Linked DNA regions of Mus musculus: region 1 is linked to region 2. Evidence: chromatin contacts called from ENCODE Hi-C or POLR2A ChIA-PET data. All regions are on one chromosome and are shown on one strand. Each heading gives the region's core, a stretch centred on a gene start or an enhancer-like site at or near the end of the contact. The rest is flanking DNA. Distances are from core to core; before and after follow the strand shown.

Evidence for each region. A loop is a pair of places that touch in the nucleus more often than their neighbours do. ChIA-PET counts read pairs that join two places held with the same protein, here RNA polymerase II (POLR2A).
Region 1: a map of heart shows a loop between it and region 2 (3-fold over the local background). The contact joins the enhancer-like site here to the promoter of Fzd2 in region 2. A Hi-C loop is called at or near these places in 7 of 37 maps with a recorded cell type or tissue (gastrocnemius, heart, left cerebral cortex and 2 more). POLR2A ChIA-PET finds 5 or more read pairs at or near these places in 2 of 5 experiments (Patski and embryonic stem cell).

The regions. Positions count from the first base shown.
Region 1 is chr11:102,642,119-102,645,977 of GRCm38, reverse strand. No RefSeq gene overlaps it. Among named protein-coding and RNA genes, the nearest start is that of 2810433D01Rik, 20 kb to the right of the region's middle. Within about 2 kb of position 2,042, at least 1 of the 3 ENCODE cell types and tissues checked has a DNase peak (open chromatin) inside an H3K27ac peak, as active enhancers do; it is heart, where a contact is called at or near this core.
Region 2 is chr11:102,602,482-102,606,709 of GRCm38, reverse strand. It overlaps Fzd2 (frizzled class receptor 2), which reads right to left and starts at 2,279. Exons shown (of 1, transcript NM_020510.2): 1 at 1-2,279. The coding sequence starts at 1,978. The coding sequence ends at 266.

The DNA.
Region 1 (3,859 bases), core at 793-3,292, 40 kb before region 2:
AGCTGCACCTTCTCTGTGCACTCCGTGTGAACATCAAAAGAGAAAATGTACACAAGGGTGCCTTGCAAATTATATTTTTAAAATATTTATATCTTGCCTTGCTGGGGGATGGATTTACAGTGTTTAAAGGAATGTAAGATGTAAAAATAGCAAAAATTAAAAGTGGGCATTTTAAGAAGGGAGCAAGAACAGAATGAGTTGGAAATGCAGACAGATGTTTGCATTGATGTTGTAAATTTCCAGGGTGATGTATGCTGGAAAGCATATTCTGAATCAGTGGAAGAGGACACTTGGGGTGATAGTGTTTGGGGGTGACTGGAATGGAGACTGAGGGTTCATAGAAAAGCTGCCTAATTTGGAATAGGCTGTGATATGAGAGCAGGGGCTGATACCAATCTCACCCTCTGCCCAGATGTTACTTCTGCAGTCCAAATCTAGATATGTTCAAACCTGGGGGCAGCCAGGTCCCTCCTCCTACTTATACATACAGCAATGTGACCTTCCTATGGGGTCAACTTGCCTACCTTCTACCCAGCTCTAGGACCTGGGATGTGGCATGCTTGGTTGTGTGCTTACATAGCACACTGAAAGCTCTGAGGGATTCTCGGCACAGTGTGGACAGGGTATTCGGGCCACACACCTGCAGGCTCAGCATTTGCAAGAAGACAGAAGGATCGGGGGTTCAAGGTCATACTTAGCTACATAATATGTTTGAGCAGCACCTAGGTTGTATAAGGCCCTGCCTCAAAACAACAAAAAATTAGTTTTATATTGATATACATGTGTATGCGTGTATAAGAAACATCATAAAGGGCTAGAGAGATGGCTCAGTGGTTAAGAGCACTGACTGTTCTTCCAGAGGGCCTGAGTTCAATTCCCAGCAACCACATGGTGGCTCGCAACCATCTGTAACGGGATCCAATGCCCTCTTCTGGTGTGTCTGAAGACAGTGACAGTGTACTTATATTCATAAAAATAAATAAATCTTTTAAAAATGTCCTAAAGCTAATTGTTCCATTTCTTTTCTGAGATGAGTTGCTGTGTTGCCCGGGGTGGCCTAGATCTCTTGGCCTTAGGTTCTATTCTTGCCTCTGCCTCCTTAGTAGCTAGACTATAGGGGGGTAGCTCAGTCCTTAAACAAACAAACAAAAACTTTAGGACCGGATATGGTGGCCTTTAATCGAGGCACTAGGGAGGCAGAGGCAGACAGATCTCCATGAGTTAGAGGTCAGCCTGGAGTACAGAGCAACTTCCAGGACAGCCAGAGTACAAAGAAACCTTGTCTCAAAAACAACAACAACCCAAAAGAACAAAAAAACAAAGAAACAAAAGAACAGAAAACAAACAAAAGCTTTTAAAAATGTTTGTTTTATTTAATGTGTGCACCTGTGTGAGTTATGTGCACCATATCCAAGCAGGTACCCTCAGGGGCCAGAAAGCATCAGATCTCCCTGGAACTAGAGATCCAGGCAGTTGGTTGTAAGCCTCTTGAACGTGGGTGCTGACAACTGAACCTGAGTCTTCTGCAAGAGCAGTGAGCCCTCTTCACTGATGAGCCATCTTCCCAGCCCCGACTCATCCTTTTAAAGCACACGTATCAGTGATTTTAAGTCTCCAGACATACTTCAGATCTGTGTCAGCGCCACCTCAGTCCATTCTCTGCCACACAGCCTCAGCCTTTTGTCCTCAGAGCTCCTCCTGCCTTCCTTCTTAATCTTCCAAGAATCCTGGACCTAAATTGCGTAACAACTGCCTCATATTCCAGCATTTTCCATCTCTGTTCCCTCTCGTTGCCAGTGCTCCCCCTTAGATTAACCATCTAGGAAGGAATGGAGATCTCGGACTATGAGGCCTCCAGAGACCGTAAGGTCAAGGGGCGACCTATGGGAATCCAGGCCGCATGAGGCTGTGGACAAGGGCAGCCCAGGGAGCGGCAGCACTTGACAGATAACATTGTTAGACTGTGACTCACTCCTGTGGCAGCCTGGAAGCTCAGGCCTCAGCTTTCAGAGCCTTCAAAGGACTGCACATGACCCTCTGCAGTACTGTTGGCACGCCGGAGTTCAGACCTCTTCATTCCAGAGGCAGACTGCACCCTGTCCCTTTATCCCATATGGAAGAGGCCCACACTTTAACAGTTCATGTATTGGAGTTGGCTGTGGTGGTGTTCCCTATAATCTCAGCACTCAGGAGGATGACGCAGGAGCATTGGCCTTCAAATACAGCCTAGACTATGAAGTCTTATAGAAATAAATAAGGAAGGAAGTATATACTTTTTATATATTATATATATGTATATATAAATGTGTGTGGGGGGTATGTGTGTGTGTGTGTGTGTGTGTGTGTGTGTGTGTTGGGAACCTGAAAGGAGAAAGAACCCTGTCCTCTTGAGGGAAAAGAGGGGGGTCATTCTCATCTAACCAGAGGTTTGGCACCTGAGACTCACCTCATCGTGGGGACCCTAAGTCAGGCTATGAAGTTAGAATCAAGTAGGACTCCCTAAGTGTCACACAGCTCTATTCTCTCGTTCTTTTTAATGATTTATTTATTATTATATCTAAGTATACTGTAGCTATCTTCAGACAAACACACCAGAAGAGGGCTTCAGATCCCATTACAGATGGTTGTGAGCCACCATGTGGTTGCTGGGATTTGAACTCAGGACCTTTGGACAAGCAGTCAGTGCTCTTAACCTCTGAGCCATCTCTACAGCCCCTATTCTCCCATTCTTGAGCCAGGACCTGACTGGAGCTGTTGAGAAGGTGTCCCAGAACTCCCTCTGTGAGGGGAGGCAGCACTTAGACAGCGCTTAGAGAACCCGCCATCTGGTAGAGGAATTTAAGTTAAAACAATAAGGAAGTCTTTGACAAAGCAGTATTGTTTCCCGTTGCAAAGGCTACAAAGACAGCCTTCCCAGAGGCTGGATGGCATTGGGGCAAGACTCTCCAGATGCCTGTGCTGAGCCGCTTGTAATCACAGAGGGTCCCACAGCGCTACAAACACTCTTTTCTAGGGTTGGGGTATAACTTGGTAATAGGACACTTGCCTAGCATTCCGAGGCCCTGAATTCTGCTTTATCATTGGGGCAAATCTTCCATATAACCTTTCGGAGAACCTTCGCAGGCATATGGGTCATATACAAAGCCAAGAGTCAATGCTGGGCTCAATTAGGAAACACTGCCTCTGGCTTATATGTCCTTAGATTCCTAAAGACCCCCAAACCCAGTGTCCTACCACCCCCAGCCACTGCACTGACTTCATTGAGTATCCCTGGACTGGAGGTCATGATACCTGGGATGGAGACAGTGTGGGTATAAGGACATCTGCTCTACCTAATGAAGACACGGGGACAAAGGAGCCAGGTGCACCAAGTGGAGCAGAGAGACAAGCCAGGGGAGAGCAGTCACTCGCTTGCCAGCCATGACATTAGTGTGACCATCGACTTTCCCATTGTTGCCAGGCCTCTCCCCCAAATAGTCACCCTGCAAGCTATTACTGCCATCAGGAACATTTTCTTCTCCTCTTCTTCTTCCCTGACCCCCATGCATCTCATCTTGTATAGATGGCCTACACAGGGGTACTACCTCTTGTATATAGAGGTAATTTATTTTATTGTGTGGATGTGTTTTGCCTCTGTGTAGGTCTATGTGCCACTTATATGCCTGGTACCTGTGGAAGTCAGAAGAGGGCATCAGATCCTCTGGAACTAAAGCTACCAATAGTTGTTAGCTGTCATGTGGGTGCTGGGAATTGAACCCAGGTCTTTGGAAGAACAAAAGTGCTCCTAACCACTGAGACACTTTTCCAATCCTTTCTTCTCCTCCTCCTCCTCTTCCTCCTCTTCTTCCTCTTCCTTCTT
Region 2 (4,228 bases), core at 1,030-3,529:
TTCTTTTTTCTTTTAAATAGAAAATATATAATTAAATTTACAAAGACTATTTACAGTTTTAATTACAAACCTGGTAGGGGGGTGTTGGGCAGAGTTCTTTTTAAAAAGCGACCTAAAAATAAAATGGTTTTTTTTTTACCGTTCTTTATTTAAAAAAATAAAATAGGAGTCCGTAGGGTGCACCCTCCCCCCTCCTGAGTGAAGGAGGGCACGGTGCAGTCCGGACCTGGGAGAGGGGAAAGCCCGGCAGGCAGGCGAGACCGCTTCACACAGTGGTCTCGCCATGCCGGCTGTTGGTGAGACGAGTGTAGAACTTCCTCCACGAGTGCAGTGTCTTGCCGGACCAGATCCAGAAGCCCGACGTGATGCCCACGATGAGCGTCATGAGGTATTTGATCATGTAGACTGTGAAGTCGGGCGACATGCGGGGCGTGTAGTGGGCCGGGCAGGGGATGGCTAGGCTCTTGCAGTGCTGGCTTACCCAGGAGCGCTCCCAGTGCTCGCGGAAGGCCTGCTCATAGAAGTAGCAGGCGATGACGATGGTGGCCGGTACCGTGTAGAGCACCGAGAAGACGCCAATGCGCACCATGAGCCTCTCCAGCTTCTCCGTCTTGGTGCCGTCGTGCTTCATGATGGTGCGGATGCGGAAGAGTGACACGAAGCCGGCCAGCAGGAAGGATGTACCGATGAACAGGTATACGAAGAGCGGCGCCAGCACGAAGCCCCGCAGCGGGTCCAGGCTATTGAGGCCCACGAAGCACACGCCGCTCAGCAGGTCGCCGTCGATCTGGCCCATGGCCAAGATGGTGATGGTTTTGACGGCCGGCACGGCCCAGGCGGCCAGGTGGAAGTACTGCGAATTGGCCTCGATGGCCTCGTGGCCCCACTTCATTCCGGCTGCCAGGAACCAGGTGAGGGACAGAATCACCCACCAGATGGAGCTGGCCATGCTGAAGAAGTAGAGCATCATGAAGAGTATAGTGCAGCCTTCTTTCTTAGTGCCCTGCACCACCGTGCGATAACCGTCCTCTGAGAAGCGCTCATTGCATACCACGCGCTCCTGGAGAACGAAGCCCGCAATGTAGGCCACTGACACCATGGTGTAGCAGCCGGACAGAAAGATGATGGGCCGCTCTGGGTAGCGAAATCGCTGCATGTCCACTAAATAGGTGGTGACCGTGAAGAAAGTGGAAGCGCAGCACAACACCGACCATGTGAGGATCCAGAGACGGGCAAAACGAGTCTCCTCTTGCGAGAAGAACATAGAGCCGTCGGGCCGTGCGGGCTCGCAGGGCGCGGCACAATCGCGCTCACCCAGAAACTTATAGCTGAGATAGGACGGCACCTTGAGGACGCGGGGACAGTGGAAAGGGTGCTCCAGAGTGGCGTAACGCGGTGGCGAGCCACCACCGCCAGGGCCGCCCGGGGTGCCACCCGCGCCGGGCTGCAGCCCAGAAGGTGGCGCGGTGGTGAGTAGCGCAGGAGCTCCGTCCTCCGAGTGGTTCTGGCCCACGCAGATCTGCTCCGCGCCGTGACGCGGGAAATGCTCGCAGCGGAGGCGCTCGGGCCATTGGAAGCCGAACTTGTTCATGAGCGCCTCGCAGCCTTGGCGCGCGCGCTCGCAGATGGAGCGGCACGGCGGGATGGCCTGCTCCAGCACTGTGCACACCGGCGCGTACATGGAGCACAGGAAGAAGCGCAGCTCGGGCGAGCACTGCACCTTCACCAGCGGGTAGAACTGATGCACCTCCAGGCCCGCGTCTTCCTGGTTCGTGTGGCCAAGAAGGTTGGGCATGATGGTCTGGTTGTAGGCGATGTCCGTGCACAGCGGGATGGAGATGGGCTGGCAGAAGCCGTGGTCCGGGATGGAGATGCCCTTCTCCCCGTGGAACTGGGCCGGTCCGGCGGCCGGCAGCAGCAGCAGTGGCAGCAGCAGGCGGGGCAGGGCGCTGCGGGGCAGGGCGCTGCGGGCCCGCATGCTGGCCGCCGCCCCCCACTCGGCTCCTGGGCGCCCCCCAGCCCCCGCCCCCAACCCAGAGACCGCGCGCCTTCCCCGCTGCCGCCTAGCTGCCCGGCCGCCTCCCGCGTCTCCTTGCAAACTTTGCTCGCGGCCGCAGAGTTGGGGAGATTGGGCGGCGGGGGAGGGGGCGGCGCACCCGCCTGCTGGCTCGCCGCGGTCGGACTGAGGGTCGGAGACGCGGCGCACCGCTGCCCTAGCTCCTCTTCCTCCTCTAGCCTCTGGGCTTCCCCTCTCCCCACCCTCCTCTACCCAGCGACTCCTTTGTGCCTCCTTCAGCCCTCACCTCGGCCTCTCCGATCCCAATTAGTCGGTTTCAAGGGGGCCCCCACTGGCGGCCCCGCCCTCTCCTCAGCCCCCCCTCAAAAGGGATCCTTGAAACCGCCCCGTCGAGCTTTGCACCATCCCAAAATGTGCTCTCGGCCAATCAGATTTAAACTGGAGGACCAGCCCCAAGGGCTGGATTGGTCGACCACAACATAATGAGATCAGAAACCAGATGCCAAGAAAACTCTACCCCCCTCCTTCTGCTTTTTTAAAGAGACAAGCTATTATTATATTAGGAGCTGTTTGCTCAGTCCGTGATTGCTTCGGAGTCGCCCAGGAAAGATCCGGAGACACGTTTTCTCAAAGTGGCATCCGACCCAGACAACTCTAGCCTAATCTGTGGCCCTAGAGCCCAAACCCTCTGAGGTACAAGAGCTCTTTGCTCCTGCCCCTGCTCACCGCCCCCTCCCCCCTTTTCAGTACCATTTATAAAACCAAGTGAAAAATCCCGTTTAAAAAAATATATACAGAGAGAGAGAGAGAAATATGTATGTTTTTAAAGCACGTTAGCGAATAGCTTGCAAAGACGTCTCTCAATCCCTCTCAGAGAGTCGAGGTAAAAGTGTCACTTCACCCTAAACAAGGACTCCTAGAAGTTTTCCTCGCCCCTCCCCCTACACACACCCAAAAGTAACCCTCTGAAAAACGAGAGCCTGTCTCTTTAAGAGGCTCTTAAAGGGGCCGGGACTCCGGGGTGTAATTGCCCCATAGCGAGCACAAAGGAGCCCATTATGGTTCTTTGTGTTTAGTGGCACCTCAAAGTGAGAAAATTCAGGAACTCAGAGGCCAGGCTGCGGGGCTGGGGCGGGGGTTGGGGGGTGAAGTGAAGGAGAAAGGCCCGGAGCTGAGGATTCAATCCACCCCCTTTCCGAGGAAAATCTTAATTATGCAAAGTAAAGTTTAGTTGCCATAAGGAGGAGGTCTTAATCGAAAGTTAATGGCTGGGGGGGTGGGGTGGCGGGGGTGATGGGCAGTTTTGAGTAAAGAAACGACTCTCTTAGGTCTGACGAACGTTTTGGGGAATTTGCCTTCTCCCTCCCAATCCTTGCTCCGCCTCCTAAAAGCTTCCAGATTTGATCTCCTGGGAGAAAAGGGAGTTTTACCCAAACTTTAAGTGATTCCACACCAGAAAGATGGTGTGTACGGCTGGAGAGAGGGAGGAAGGCTGGGGTTGTAGTACAGAATTTCTCCTCTCACTTCTCACCTGGCTGAGGGGTGAGGTGGCCCGAAGAAATGCCCCCCACCCCCAACTCCCTTCACACTAGGATTGTAACTTTGAGGTCTGGAGAGGGAAGGGAATTTGCATGGAAATCTGTGTCTGGAACCGGATGATGGATCAATTATTTCTGTTGTCTCTCTGGAGAGAAAGAGGAGGAGAACTTGAAAAGAAGGACAGGACGACTGGGTTTAGAAAGCCGCTTTTGCTTCTCAGTATGGGCCAAATCCTCCCAACTGGCGAAGCTGCTCCCTGCAGGCATCTTGGATTGGGCTGTATTCAGAAACCGTGGAACAGCAACTTAAAGGAGAGAAGAGGATACAATGAACCTGGCCTCACCTGGTTTCGTTGTTTTGTTTTTGGTTTGGTTTGGTTTTGGTTTTTTGACTAGATGAATCATTGTAAATTCTCAGTAGCTCACACCTGTAATCTCAGAAGTTGACGTTGAGACAGGAGAATTACCAGACATTCCTGGCCAGACTTAACTGGCTGCAATATGAGAGTGAAAGAAAGAAGAAAAAAAGCCGGGTGGCGATGGCGCACGCCTTTAATTCCAGCACTTGGGAGGCAGATGCAGGCGGATTTCTGAGTTCTAGGCCAGCCTGGTCTACAAAGTGAGTTCCAGGACAGCCAGGGCTATACAGAGAAACCCTGTCTGAAGAAAGAGG